Regions from separate parts of the Mus musculus genome. Here region 2 is linked to region 1. A link is a loop called in an ENCODE intact Hi-C map of the cell type or tissue named here. Cell type or tissue: left cerebral cortex. All regions are shown on one strand.

Region 1 (8,000 bases):
GATCTTTTCTAAAATAAGAATCTATAATGTGCTTATATAGAAATATACGCTACAGAAAGTATAATTTTAATTTATTCAGATTATTTTCATTTTTGTTTCTGATTGTTGTTTGTGTGTTTATTTCTCTTTTCCTTGTGGGCCTGTCTTTATGCATCCTTTTGCATGTGAGTGGACATGCGTACAGGTACATGCTTATGTACCTGTGCGCATGTGGAGGCATTTGAGGTTGATGCTGGCAACCGTCTTTTAATAATGATCACTCTCCCACCTTACTCATTAAGAAGGGACCTCTAAGAACTCAAATGAAATGTACTCACTGATAAGTGGATATTAACCCAGAAACTTAGTATAGCGAGATATAAGGTACAATATGTAAAACATATGAAACTGAAGAAGAACGAAGACCAAAGTGTGGACACTTTGCTCATTCTTAGAATTGGAAACAATCACCCATGGAAGGAGTTACAGAGACAAAGTTTGGAGCTGAGACAAAAGGATGGTCCATCTAGAGACTGCCATATCCAGGGATCCATCCCATAATTAGCCTCCAAGCGATGACACCATTGCATACACTAGCAAGCCTTTGTTGCAAGGACCGTAATATAGCTGTCCCTTGTGAGACTAGGCCGGGGCCTAGCAAACACAGAAGTGGATGCTCACAGTCAGCTATTGGATGGATCACAGGGCCCCCAATGGAGGAGCTAGAGAAAGTATCCAAGGAGATAAAGGGATCTGCAACCCTATAGGTGGAACAACAATATGAAATAACCAGTACCCCAGAGCTCTTGACTCTAGCTGCATATGTATCAAAAGATGGCCTAGTCGGCCATCAATGGAAAGAGAGGCCCATTGGTCAGGCAAACTTTATATGCCCCAGTACAGGGGAACACAAGGGCCAAAAAATGGGAATGGGTGGGTAGGGGAGTGGGGGGGAGGGTGTGGGGGACTTTTGGGATAGCATTGGAAATGTAATTGAAGAAAATACGTAATAAAAAAAAAGAAAAAAGAAAAAAAAAAAAAAAGAAGGGACCTCTTAACTGAACCCGTAGCTTGCTTAGCTAACTTGCTCAGCAGAACCTCTGTCTCTGGCTTTCCAAACTAGAATTACAGGCAAGCCATTATACCCAAGAGTTTTTATCACTGAGAAATCTCCCCAGCCCTTGTGTTGTTTATTTTGAAGCAGAGTGTCATGTAGCACAGGATGGCATTAATTTTTGCTATATAGTCCAGGTTGGTCTTGAACTCCTAATAGTCCTGCCTCTGTTTCCCAAGTTTCAGAATTACAGGCCTCAGTCACATACCCTGTTCTCGTGTATATTTGAAAGTACATGCATATGCAGAGAAACTTAGATAAGAATCTCCATACCTAAATAAATGAAGTAGGAATAATATATGTTTTAACAATTTCTACACTACTGACAAAATGACCATCAGATTTTTTGTTTTAATCAAAGGTTAATAGAATGCGCATTTTCATTAGATTTATACCTCTACCCTAGTCACTGTCAAAAGAAGCAAAGTAGATAATCAACAGTCTTTATGGTTCATGGGTCTGTCCCTAGGAATAGGAATATAAAAGAACATAGGAACAAATATTAGTTAACTATGCAATGAGATGCTATAGTACAGGCACACATATGAATACATAATGGCATCTAGAATGTTCTCTCATCTTCACTGAGAACTTTCTGACATCCATGTTCACCACTAGCCCCTCCAGGCTCCGATGTAGCCTTTCTTATTTTTGATCATGTATGCAATCCACATGCCTTGACACAGATAAATGAATAAGGATATGGAAACCATGTGTATCAGTGTTGTGTGGAAGAACTTAAACACTGTGCTACACCAAACATTTCCCTGTAATGATTAGTAGGGTATAGAGGATCAAAAGACCCCTTTCCACATCCCAGTTCTGCCACTCACCAAGATTCCTCAATCGCGTTACTGGGCCTGTCTCCTCTAAATTATGAATGACAGAAGTGATGCCCTGGAGTTTTCCTGACAGTAAATCAGGGGAAATGAATGAATGGGATTGTGTGTAGTCTTGGCCCAGAACTGACACTTGAAAAGTTTACTTGAAATTGGGTTCAGGGCCTAGGCATGGATGGACCAGAATTGGACAGGATGAGAACTCCACTTTGACATGGTCTCTGACATAACTGTCATAAGAATTATTTTCATCGGTGCCCGTGGTGGGTTCCTGGTCTATGAAATGGGATACTGTCTAACTGTAATTTCTACTTTTAAATGTCTGAGGGACTGTGATGGCAGATATGCCTTAAATCATGAGAGAAGTGGGACTGACACGTAGAAAGCTTTCTAAGTACATTTTAGAGCTCTTCACCCTGAGTTCAGTGGGGCTTTTTGTTTTGTTTCGTTTGGATTGGTTCTGGGAGAAAAAAAATTGTATAAAATACCATCCTTTAGTGTTGCCGTCCACTTATGAATTATTCCTCTTACTTATGTATATACTAACTAGAGATTGGTGTTATAAAAGCAGAGAAAGCAAAAGAACATAAAAAGTCTTGTCTAGTCATTATCTGTATCAAATTCCTCACCAAGGACTGTTAGAGAGAAAATAGAATAAGAGACAAAATCACCATTCATTCAAGTTGTCTGAAACTTCAAGAAGGTACCATACCTGGGTATGAGGCTCTGCAGCAGGCCACTTACCCAGCACACACTAAGCCCTGGATTCAATCCCTAGGTCTATAAGAGAAAAATAACACATAACAATCAACTAAAAAAAATAAAAATATACAGCCCCATTGTTTAAAGTAGTTTAAGAAGAACAGAATTTCTAATGGAGCTTTTATAATAACAAAAGCATTAAATGAGCATATAACTGTATATATAAACTGAAAAACAGCATTTTGTAACACGTATCAATATAACAACTGCGAATGGTAATTATACATAATCACAGCAAACCAATAAATAATTTTCAATTGCAAACATTTTATTGAGATCGCATTGCTCCCGAAAGAAGACATGGACAGGAAAACCAACCGTTTCTCAATTGTAAACGGTGCACCATATCTTTTTTCCTTATGTCTAAGCAGCTTAATGTCATAGTGGCAAGCAGCAGGGTCCAGCGCAGATTCATGAGAGTGGTCCTCACTGGGGTCATTAAGGCATCGATGCCGTATCCTTCATGTGGTGAATATCCAAGGGGGTTGCCACGGAAGTCACACTGACTTTCGGTGCGTGGATATCTACACTTGGATTGGAATGAAAGACGCAATGGCTTTCCTCCTCCTGACTCTTCCTTAACTGATCTCATGCTCTAACCTCTAGAGACTAATCTGTATTTTCTTTTCTCCTTTCCCTCCCTCTGCTTCTGTCCCTCACTGCCACCATGCCTTGTTTTCTTTTGCTTTCCTGCAGCTTCCCTTCCCCTTCCCCAACCCCTTATACAGTTCACCTTTCTGACATATTTTAATTTCTTTTTTTATTGGATATTTTCTTTTCTTTATTTAAATTTCAAATGTTATCCCCTTTTCCAATGCCCCCCAGCCCCTTTTCCAATCCCCCCCCAGCCCGCACAAACTCCCAATCCCATCCTCCCTCCCTCTGCTTCTATGAGGGTGTTCCTCCACCCAACCACCACTCTCGATTCCCCTACACTGGTGCATCTATCGAGTCTTCATAGGACCAAAGACCTCTCCTCCCATTGATGCATAACAAGGCCATCCTCTACTACATATGTAGCCATGTGTTCTCCTTGGTTGATGGCTGTGATGGTTTGTATATTCTTGGACCAGGGAGTGGCACCATTTAGACCTGTGGCCTTGTTGGAATAGGTGTGACCTGGTTAGAGTAGGTGTGTCACTGTGGGTGTGGGCTTAAGACTCTCACCCCAGTTGCCTGGAAGTCAGTCTTCCACTAGCAGCCTTTGGATGAAGACTAGAACTTTCAGCTATGCCTGCACCATGCCTGCCTGGATACTGCCATTCTCCCACCTTGAAGATAATGGACTGAACCTCTGAACCTGTAAGCCAGCCCCGATTAAATATTGTTTTTATAAGATTTGCCTTGGTCATGGTGTCTGTTCACAGCAGTAAAACTCTAACTAAGACAATGGCTTAGTCCCTGGGAGTTCTGCGGTGGGGGTGGGGGTCTGGTTGGTTGATATTGTTGTTCTTCCTATAGGGTTGCAAACCACTTCAACTCCTTCATTCCTTCCTGACTTTGGATTAATTTTAATCTTATAAATTCAACGTATGTAAAACTCTCTCTCTCTCTCTCTCTCTCTCTCTCTCTCTCTCTCTCTCTCTCTCTCTCTCTCTCTCTCTCAGTGTTCTGGTGTTCTGTGTAGTGGATTCAGGCAGAAGGGAGCAGAGAGCCCTCCACTGTCACTTATTAAAGGAGATATAATACGTGTTTGCAGCTGTTTCATCCTGGTGCTAACATTCTGAGAGAACAGGATGCATGAGCAACTTCTGTCCTTTGAAGGAGCAGAGACTTGTGGTGTTTTTTTAGGCCCCATTTTCACAAGGGGAGGTGGGAAGAAAACTGATTTATGCATAGCAGCCTGAGCAAGTGGATGTAGGTGGCAAATTCTTCAGCATGAGATTCTGCAGAGACTCATAAAAATATTAAAGCAATGCATTTTCCTTAGCTCGCCATCTTCTGCGTGGTTGAGGAGAGAAAGGTTGGAGTCCTCACATCTTCTATGTCCTGAGGAAGTTATGACCTTTTTTTCTGTCATCTGGCAGTTTCTATAATTCACAATAGGATCCCGTGCAAGGTCTATGGCTATAGGACTGGAAAGGGGAGTGGGGTAGGTCTCCATCGAAATAATGTAGCAAAAAGCTCTGGAAAGCATGGAGAAAGACTTAGCAAACAGAAAGACATCATTAGTTGCCCACTCACACCTTGAATGAATGAAACGCTAGACAGGAGTGAAGAATTTAGATTGTGTGCACAAGATTCTTGGTGGCTTTTAAAAGAGAACTCGAGGCAGAAGAGAGACATTTGGAGCCACTTAGAATTACGAGCATGTAGATATAATCTGAATGTAATGAACTGCATGATTTGGGAGAATGACAGGCTCATCAGGGAGCAGGGGAAAATGTTCCGTGTGGTAAATACTTTTAAGACCAATGGATTTCTTAAAGTTACCTGTCTACAATAGATGACATTTATCCCATTTTGAAATGGCTCCAGGTGGCAGGAAATACATCCACAAGTAATTTCCTAGTTTTCTGATGCAGTAAGCCATGATCGATAACCTTTCTTTCATTGTTTGGTATTTATTGATCATAGACACTTTAACTGAGAATGACTGTTGAGACACAGACCGCGGCATGCTTTCTGATGGAGCATTAATTAAAGTGTGCAGTAATTTGCAGGCACTTCTCCTTACATCTGTCCAAAGTTTCGGCAACCCAGTGCTCAGCAAAGCAAGCAAGCTCTGAATGTCTGCTTATGAAAGCAGCCATCCAAAAGAGCAGTGAGAACCGAAGTATCTCATGCTATATTGTTCTCTCCGTGCTGCTCACACTATGACTGTCTCTAATGCCCTAGTAGTCATTGGATGATAGTGTGCTAGCCATCTGCTCAGAAAACTGAGAGAAAACTAGGAAAGATGGGCCACATTTGTAGTCCCTTCAACTTAACATTGCACATCCTAAGATATTCAGCATGTTGTAACATATATTTCAAACAGCAATTTGAACATTAGTAAAATTATTTGATTGCTAACTGCCAAGATCTTTTTGCACATATCGAAAGCTGCAGGCAATTTTCAAACAGATTAAGAAAACGCAATAAAAGAGTTTTTCCTTTGCCTTGTGACATCCGTCATATTCTTAAAAGTACCTCCAGGTAGTTAATTAAGTGCTCAGAGAAATTTTTTATACACAGGCTTTTCTATCTAAAGAATATTTGAATAACATATATTGTTAGGAGCTATGTAGGGGAGGCTAAGGCTAGAAGGTGACTCTTTGGGAGGTGGCCCACCATTTTTGCATGGCCTATGATGGGTAACCTCTGAGAGGCAAGATCCCAAGAGACTTCATCTCAGGATTGCTTCTTGTAGCTGACATGCCTTTTCCTATCATTCTAACATAATCTAATTATGGCTAGGCATGAGTCCACACTATTGGGCAGATTTTCTGCAGATCAACATAAAGATGAGCATTCGTGAATTAATGCAGTTTAGATGAATTAATGATTTTATAGAATTCCTGGTTTAATTCAAATAATTTTAGGAAGAATGTTTTAAGAGCTGGTGTTAGTTGTTTTGGCAAAAAGATGTAGTAAACTTAGAATCAAGAATAGAATGTGCTTACTCCTCATAGAACAATAAGTGAAGGCTGCACTATAAAAAATACAATGAGCTTTCTTGATTACAATAAAAGTAGAAATAGGTTTGGGACAGATTTGTGATCAAGGAAAAACATCCATTTAAGGTCAGATCCAAGGATAAAGCTGCAGGTGTGCACTGTGATAAAGCAAGGCCATGTGAAACTGTTGCTTTGAACTTATAATGAGCTTGTAGAATGAAATTACTTTGAACTTAATAATCAACACCCTTCTGTAACTGCCCTTTGTGTAACATTTTTATCTCTGTGAGGTAATTTTCTAAGAACTCTTGTCTGAGAGGGTATAAGAAAGCCAGAGAAAGGGAATAATGTGTGGCATCTGGGGCTCTGCCTCATCCACCCACCAAATGTATGTGTGTGGTTTGCAGGGCTCTGCCTGATGCCCCAAATGTATATATGGATGTGTCTATTTGTATACATAAATGTGCAAATATATGATCTGTATACACATGATCGCTTGTGGAGTTGATGAGACAGGAAGAGTTGATGAGTTCCAAGCCTCTTGTCTGGCCAAGAAGAGGTTCTTGAATAGGAGAGTAAGGAAACCAACACTTATCAAATCACAAAAAGTAAGAGAGTTACAGAGTAAAAATCCAGTGCTTATTAAAGCACAAATTGTAAGAGATGAAGACAGTGAAAACACAAATAGTAAGAAAGCAACACTTATTAAAGCACAGATAATAAGATTGTAAGCCTTCTTCAGACACTGTGTCCCAATCAATATACTTATGGAGGATAGTGCATACCACACAATGTTTCAGGTCAGAGCTTCCCAAAGGATAAGATACTGAACTCTGAGCCCTAATGGTGTGCAGATACCACAGTCTAGCCATTTCTAGGGATGACCAAATAACCAGTGAGCCAAACCGACTCTCCTATCATTTCCTCTATGGAAAAGTGCTGATTTCAACCATCCACATGGATGGTTATGTTGTTTGTGCTAAATACGGTCTGTTAAAGTTGTAAGAAGTGTTATGGAAGAAGAGAGGAGACAGCTACAAAGGTGGAACCTAAACACAGATGTCCACTGCACAGGACTTCCAAGGAAGTACTCAATTGTAATCACCACACCCCATCCACAAACTCTAGATGCTCTGATTGACTTCCTTCTTCCCTTCCTTCCTCCCTTGCTTTCTTCCATTCTTCCTTCTTTTCTTCCTTCCTTTGTGTTCCTTCCTTTTTTCCCTTTCTTCTTTCCTTCCTTCCTTCCTCCCTTCCTTCCTTCTTTACTTCTTTTCTTCCTTCCTTCTCTTTTTTATCTGGTTTGAGGGCTGAACCACCAAGCAAATGTTTTGATGCTGAACTATATTTTCTCCAAATCTCCTTAGTTTATTTTTTCTAATTCTGAGAAAGATTTTTACTAACTTGCCCAGATTTGTTTTGAACTTGTTTTACATCTCAAGCAGGTTCTTCGAACTTGTGATACACCTGCCTCAGTTTCCCATGTAGCTGTGACTGAAGGCCAGAGACACCAACCTAGCCCGTTGGTGTGTCCATATTTTCTTGTAAACTATATATAGTATGTTGGTACATTTAGAAACATAGTAGCCCTCTGGATTATTTCCTGACAAAAGGTGCCACATTTCTGAAGCCCAAGACATCATTCTTTCTGGGTTTCAGGTACGGATACCAACTTGATTTCAGCCCTGGAGGTATTATTTATTTCTG
Region 2 (8,000 bases), 63 kb before region 1:
TTGTGACTGTGTGAACAACACACAGCATACTTACACAAAATTAGATGTCATAGCCTATTGCTCCTAGGCTACAAACCTACATAGTACATTACAATTCTCAATACTGTGAACACTTATAGCATAGTGGTATTTTGTATGCCTATATACAAAAGATATAGGAAAAATACATTGTAACAGGTACAAAAAATAGCATACATAAAAGTTGCTTGGTATTAGTGAGGGATTGGGAGGCTATGGGTCCTAGGACATTACTATATACTACTGTAGATTTGACAAATCCTTGGTAATTGACTATACATATACATATACATATACATATACATATACATATACATATTGGTAAATTAACCTTAGCTTATTCTAAATTTTACTTTAAAGTAGTTTTGTTCCACTTTTTGGCTCTTTTATAGTAGCATTTCGTTTTAAAAAACCCACGTATTCTTTACTTTAAATTTTTTTATTGCTTCTTCAAATGTTTGGTAGAACCTTGGATACAAATACCTTCATTAGCAGAAGTTTGCATAAAGCCAGGGTCCTCAGCATCACTGTCTCCCACGGCACGTGTGCTCTCACTGGAAGGACTTCAGGTTCTGTTCCATGGGGGAGCAGGTGCCCTCAGTACTTTCTTCTTTCATCCCCTATCCCAAGACTTTTGAACAGGTATCTCTAGACAGAAATGGTCTCCCATAATTAGTGTATCTTCGAATTTAATAAAAACCTTCAGCTGACCTAATAAGTACACATTCATAGACTCTCACTGTTACATTAAGTAATGAAAACTGAATCATTCAAGCCACCCAGAAGTAAAGGTACATTGTGTATCATGGTGGAGTCACACTCGCGTTTACACACAGAATACAAATTGTTTTCCTTGGCTGTGACTGCCATGATGATATGTCTGGTGTTTCCCATTCACCCTCCTCAGTTTTGGGGTTTTTTTTGGGGGGGTGGGGGGTAATCATTGTCTCCAGTAATGTAGATTAATAGCTTCTGTCACCCCATTCTCATATTTCGGGACCACAGTTATGTGGAATGGCAATTCCTGACATAGAGAAACATCTAACACTGACTTTCCAGGTTCACCATCTTAGTTGCTCCTGGTTTCATATACAGGACAATCACTTGGCATGGTCTCTGTCTTACTTAGGGTTTCCCATTCCTGTGCAGAAGCACCATGACCAAGGCAACTCTTATAAAGGACAGCTTTTAATTGTGGTGGCCTTACAGGTTCTGAGATTCAGTCCATCCTCATCATAGTGGGTGCAGGGCAGTGTCCAGGCAGACATGGTGCTGGAGTAGCTAGAGTTCTACACTTTGTTCTGAAGGCAAACAGAAGACTGGCTTCCAGGCAGATAAGAGGATTGTCTCAAAGCCCACCCCCACAGTGACACACTTCCTCTAACATGGCCACACCTACTCCAACATGCCATACCTCCTAACATTACCACTCATTCTCTGGGCCAAACATATTCAAACAACCACAGTCTCTTCCTGGAAAGATTAGCAATGGGTAATTTATATTTAAGGTTCACAGTGAAGCAAACACCATGAGATTAAATCACATACAAGAGAAAATGAGGCAATCAGGAGACAGAATAATGATGAAATGTTTGAGTCTGCTGCCAGAATGACTGAGCTTCGTGCTTTGCAGTATACTTTCTAAGGTGAAGGGTCTTACTATAGATTGATAGAACATTATAAAATCAAATATAAACCAATGAATCATTTAGGTAGATGGATCTGTGTGTCAATCATCTCTTTATACTGTTATACTGTGTTAGGAATTTCTTAGTTCCATTTTCATTTTAAGGAATCACTGTAGGATATGTGATTTGTCAATATCTGAACTAAAAAAATCTGCAGGAGAATATGTCTGCATTTCCCAACCTTTATCATAACAAAGTCATGTACTTCTGCCTTGCTATTTCCCCTTGTTTCCTTGTTTTGATCTTACTATGAGTCTTTGTTACTATGAGGAAGTACAAATAGCCCATGGAAAGAAGTGTGGAAACAGTAAATTTCTAAGCCTACAAGCCAGCAGAGCTCCTAGCTGATCTCCCTTCCGGCACATAGTACACACTTCTCAGGCATGGGACTAATCCCTCTTGAAAGGAGACTCCCCATGTCCCCAAGGAAACACCTAAGCTGATGGTGCATGGAACTTTGTCAAAGGGCTCTCTATTCAGCATTGCCAGATTCCAGATTCACAAACAGGACAGAGATTTTTGATGTTTAGACCACTACATTTTGAGATGGTTTAATATGCAGCAGTAGGTGAAGGATACATTATATACTTTAACTTCCGATAGTGGTCGGTTGCTTACAGTTTTTGATAGTTTTAATGTACCAAATTCTACAAGGCCAGCATGAGTCTCACTGGACTAAAATGATGACGAATTCCTTCCTGCAGTATGTGTCAGGGCACTCAGTTTCTGGCCTTTGCTGTCTTCTAGAGGCAGCCCACACTGCTTGACTTGTGCCTTTGAAAACCAGGGAGATGGCACGGGGCATCCCGTACATCACTTTCTACTTTGCTACTTCATTTCCCTCCTTCATGTAAGAGAGGGAGCATTGAAGGCCACATGATTAGCAGCAGGAACCCTGCCATGCATGACATTTAATCTCCCTTGACATAGACCCTAAACTTAACTACGTGTCCTGGAGTTTAGCGTGTGGACATGTTTGTGGAAACAGTCTTCTCCTCCCGCAACAACTAAAATCAATTCTGTTTTATATTTGTTGTGAAGTAAGATTAAAATTGGTTAATGATATGGAGAGATTCTTTTGATCCCCTGAACTATCTGTGAACCTTGTCCAACGGTCAAGTATGGGGTGGATTTTTCATTTTCTGTACTTGCTTCAGACATTACTTTGGGGGACAGGATAGCTCCCTTTTCAGAATTTGTTACATTAATGAATTTTCTCAGCATCTCCCACTCTGTCCTTGCTCTCCACTACACCTCACTAAGATGTAACTGCTTCCTTTTCCTCTGTTGCTACATTGTAGCCAATCCGGTCAAAGCAAATACAATAAAAGACACAGCCCAGAGCCAGAGTTTATGAAATTAGTGAGGAGACAGAACAAATATATCTAACAAGGACAACACAAAGTTGCCCTTAGCTGCTCTGGTGGATGACAGTGCTACTAACCCAGGTAAGCCACTTCCCACCACCCACAGCTCTGGAGCAAGTGAGGTAGGCCATTGTTGCTGCAGCCCTAGCCTTGCAAAGGGAATACCCATTGCTGTCCTTTGCTTTGCATGCTTTCCTCCCTCACTGAGATCTACAAGAGAGAGAGGGACATTTATCCCCAGACCAGTATGAAAAATCCCACCACCTTCCTCCATCCTCCAATGAAGGTGGAAAAGGGAGTTTCCCCATCAGTTATATGTACATAAAGAAAATTATTTATGTAACTGTGATTTTGGAGAATCTTGTACATTCAGGGGCTTGAGACATTGGGACAAACTTCTTCTATTACCATTTTTGCCATTTTTTCACTCCAGCCATCGATCTCTCCCCTGCTTTTTTTTTTTTTTTCCGATCCTGTAGTCCAAAAAATAGAGGTTGCTCCTAATCAAAACAGCAAAGGGCAAACCTGGTAATGTGTGCTTAAGAAACAAAATAAAAGGGCGTCCATGCAGTCCATGTGGAAGCCAGCCTCAGCAGGAGAGCCGCGCATTGCCAAAGGCAGGGAGAATAACAAACCAGGTGCCATCCAGAGTCTACAGGAAAGCTTCAGTCTTTCCAAGGAAAATTAAAAAACGAATAACCAGATTACACATTCTGAGTTTTGCTCCCTGTGGACTTCTGTTGAATCCTGGATGAGGTGAGAAAGAGGGAGGCGGGAAGCTTGGCTCACACAATAGACAAACAGCCACAGGTGTGGTGGGATAAGCCTTATTTCTAACAGAGCCTTAGGGCTCTGGGAGTAGTGTTGCTTTTGAGTATGCCGAAACCGTGTTAATATTTGTACAGTTCGATGTATTCCGTTCTGATAAAAAAAAAAAATTCGAGTAGGGCAAAAGTATGAATAATTTTCAAATTTTAGAGAAAGCCACAGCCTCAAATAGCACCAAAGGCACGGGGGATCTCTGACATCAGGATGCTTCACAGAGCAGCTGGCGGCCACACGCTATGTGGTGGGAAGTGATTTTCACATATCATATCAACTTAGTTAAGCCTCACAGCAAGAAGCAAGTATGTTTCCTTCATTTCCTAGGATACCAACCTGGCTCAGGAGTCCAGCAGACTTCAGCTGCCATCCTAGCTCTGTAATATGCTAAGATCCAGTTAGCTCACTTAGGGAAGGAAAAATATGTGTCCACCATTTCTCTGATTAAATAAGGTGATATGCAAAACTTCTCATCACAGCACAACATATAACCATAAAATATGCATGCATGTATATTTTTGCATACATAATATGTGTGTATGTATTAAATATAATACATATCTAATATGTGCTTAAGAAACAAAAGGACACCCATGCCAGGAGCTACCCTCAGCCCTATAGCAGCATGTTATATATGTAATGTGTTTTCTATTAAGGAGAGTTGATTCTATGAACCAGCTATGGCAGCAAAAATATATTTATTATAATAAAGGGAAATCTGCTAAAGAGGGTTTATATATTCTAAAGAAAATAGGCTGCCTCTCCCCCAGGTACTAAAAGTAGACTTGGTGTTCAAACAAAACGAACATTACTTGCTAGTAATTTTACTAATGAAACAGAAAAATAACTCAACTTGCATTGTGTTCTTTAATGAGTTCAACTTGCTTACAGTTTATGGCTTAGATACTTAGATTCCTAGAATAGACCCACTAGGGTATTAAGACAGTGAAATTTCTGATTAGAAAGAGCCCAAGGGAAAGTTGAATTCGATTTTTTTTTTTAAGATGAAGAAAGCACAGCTTTTAAGAGGTCAAATTCCTGCCTAAGCTCTAAATCTACCAGTGAGAGAGTAACTGGGCTGAGGAAGTTTCTGTGAAGAGGTCACTCTGCCTGCCTCCTGGGGCATGCTGTGTTTCTTGGAGTCTTATCTGGGGCTTCTTCTCATGGACAAGTCTGAGCAGTTGGCTACAGAAGTAACATGTAAAAACAATGTAGCCTTCACTGGAGTTTCAAGTGCATGGCTGGTTTCCATTTGTTTTGGGAATTTGAAGTGTCTTTTTGTTGACATTTTAAATGAACATGATCATTGTTTCTTCTTGTCTTTCTCCTTTATTCCACACCCAAGCAAATCAGCCAGCCAACTCCTGATAACCGCACCTCCATCCGAATCTGCCTCTCTGGTCCAGGCTGCAGCATCTTTTGACTTATGTCAATAGCCTCAGCCTGCTCCTCACTTCATCTTGTCTCTAAGGACAACGATCTCTTTTAACAGACCTGTACAGAGCATACCAGTGTTTCCCACAGGATTTAGAATAATATCCAGGTGACTAGCCCTGAATACAGTGCCCTGTGTGATGTGGTCCTTGTGTCCCTCATTAAAGTCACCTTTGACTTATCTTCCCCTTGCTCTCCACCCACCTCACCTATATCCTGTTCCTCAAATGCTTCCAATTCATGTCCCTTCTTAGAGCCTTAATCGGTAATTGCACTTGGAATGCTGTCTTACAGTGACTCCCAAATCAAATGGCATCTTGTCAGTAATCACTCACCTTGTATGCCATCCCCTCGAAGATACTTTTTTAAACCACCTAGTCTGGTCAGGGCCCCCAGTCAGATGCTATTAAATCGCTGTCTTATTTTCATTGGAGCATGCAATTCCTCCAGGTCTTGTTTCCTTTGACCTCTTATAGAAATTCCAGACCCAGTGTCAATGCATGACACTAGCACATGTTGAATAAATAAGCATGTAAAGAATGAGAGAGTTAGAGACAATGGAGGTGACAGAAGTGGTCCTCTGAGTTGGGGAAAGCATGTTAAGACTAACATGAGAAACATGCCTGCTATACCAACTATGATTTTGATCTAAGGGCTAATGTTATATTGTCCTTAGTTATTTTTCCCAAAGCAGAAATTAAGTTATAATTTCCAAATAGCAGGATATTCCTTAGTCTGGTAAGCACAAACAGTAAGGAATAGCTTTCACCATTTCTTTAGGTGTGTAATGTACATTTATTTATTAGTCTTAGTGTGTTCAGTTTATTTTTATGTTTACGATTTTCATCCTTCACTCTTTAATCCTTCCTGAAGCACTTCTCTCTGAGTAGCTGAGGGTTCCCAAATTCAATGTGGATTCATTTTCAAATCTCACCCCAAGCCTCTTAAAAGGTGGCAATAGGAAAACAAACCATAACTAAATAACCACGGTTCCCAAACTTGAATTTGTCACCTCTTTATAACTTATCATTTTATCTACAAGAAAGCCCCTAAAACTACAAGTTAAATAACCACAGCGACTGCCCAATAACTTCTAAAGGACAGACCCATATGTGATAAGTCCTGGAAGAAGAAATGAGAAGAAAGCTAATGTGCATTTCACTGGGTACACCTGCCTGCAAGGGGCATTACACACAACATCCTTAGCTTCCTAGGAGACAGAGATGCCTCCCTCAGGGCCAGATAGCAGCCTTGGGAGAGCAAGGTCAGGATTGCCTCTAAGGAACCAAATCGCCAGAAGTCCCATGCTGGAAATGCCTATTGCTTCTTCAGACTTACATCCTCTCCCTCCCCTCCTCCTCTGCCCCCTCCCCTAATTAGCTCACCATATTGAACTAAATCTCTAGCAAAGGAGATTACCATGTGCTTCCTTGGGCGAGCTTGGACATGGGGCAAGGCTCTTTTCCTCATCTTCTTCTACATAACAAAATAAGTTGTGTTGCCAGTGAACTTCTCTGAGCCATGAAGAACACTGCCTGGAGTGAGGAAAGGGGTGCTCTCCATCTGACTCAGGAAAACTTGTTGTGTCCTCTCTAATAGCAGAGTTTGGGAATTGGTGTGTTTGAAGTTAATTTTTGCTTTCATGGGTGTATTTACTTTCTCTGCTAACAGACAAAAAGCTCAGACAGTAAAGTCAGTGGTGCTTCTAAGTGGAAATGCCCATTTAAAAATAGCTGATGAGGGCTCACTGGAGACATTCATATGAACTTAGAAGATGCACAAGTGACAATTACTGTTGCTTGTTATCAGGAGAGAGTGAATATATATTCTCAGAATATTAGTAACAACACAGGGTCAGTTGTGCTGTCTGTCTACTGCTAATGTCTAAAGTCTAGGACCAAATCATTTCACAGCTCATTAAATGATTACAAGTTCAATAATAAGATTGATACAGGAACACATACAAACTCCGGGAGGGATATGTGAATAATGACTTGTTAAAATTTTCTTGCAGAGGGGAAAGTTATTTGAAATGGGAGATGTAAATTCATTAAAATGGTAGTGATTTTATAAAATGCATAAAAATATTGTATATCTGGAAAATATGCACAGAAACACATAATTCTACCATCCTTCCAAACCTATTGTTTGTTTTATAACTTGTGTGTATCTACATGTGTTTATTTATGTATTTATGTAATTGGACTTATATTGCTATGTAGAAATTCTTTTTTGACTTTTACAGCTTAATTATAGAAAATATTCTCCATTGTCATAATTATCCTCATGGTTATGCATTTTTCCTTTGCAACAAAACATCCTATCAGGTTCCTGTCTCTTAAATTATGAGAAAGAGTTCTTGCTGTATTACCCAGGCTAGTGTAAAACTTCTGGCCGTTAGTAATCTTCTTGCCTCAGTTTCCCTAGTTGCTGAGATGACAAGTACATGCCAACACTCCAGTTCTGCTAGCATAATTTATTTACTGTCCTCTCTAGTGAGTGATATTTCATTTTCTTTCTATATTAAAATCAGTGTCTGAAATGGACATTTTTAATTAGGATTTTCTGACTTTCATTTGGTTTCTATATTAAAGTAACTGTACAAAAATAGGATTCTTAAATCTATGCATGAATATTTTTATAATTCTTGGCATTCTTTGGCCAATTTATT

Evidence for each region. Hi-C counts contacts between places; a loop is a spot of excess contacts. Peaks named below come from ENCODE experiments on the same cell type or tissue, not always from the same donor. Only the 100,000 strongest peaks of a DNase experiment are listed, where the experiment ranks them.
Region 2: a loop joins it to region 1, with 4 times the contacts of the local background. A loop is called at or near these places in 2 of 42 quality-filtered maps.

What each region holds. Positions count from the first base shown.
Region 1 is chr2:68,030,378-68,038,377 of GRCm38, forward strand. All of the region lies in intron 4 of B3galt1 (UDP-Gal:betaGlcNAc beta 1,3-galactosyltransferase, polypeptide 1), which reads left to right. Among named protein-coding and RNA genes, the nearest start is that of Mir6335, 250 kb to the left of the region's middle. In left cerebral cortex, no CTCF peak of the experiment used is centred here; DNase peaks (open chromatin) are centred at 4,523 and 5,316; H3K27ac peaks cover 1,456 bases.
Region 2 is chr2:67,967,603-67,975,602 of GRCm38, forward strand. The region is part of intron 3 of B3galt1 (UDP-Gal:betaGlcNAc beta 1,3-galactosyltransferase, polypeptide 1); the gene reads left to right. Among named protein-coding and RNA genes, the nearest start is that of Mir6335, 190 kb to the left of the region's middle. In left cerebral cortex, no CTCF peak of the experiment used is centred here; DNase peaks (open chromatin) are centred at 3,854 and 4,137; H3K27ac peaks cover 734 bases.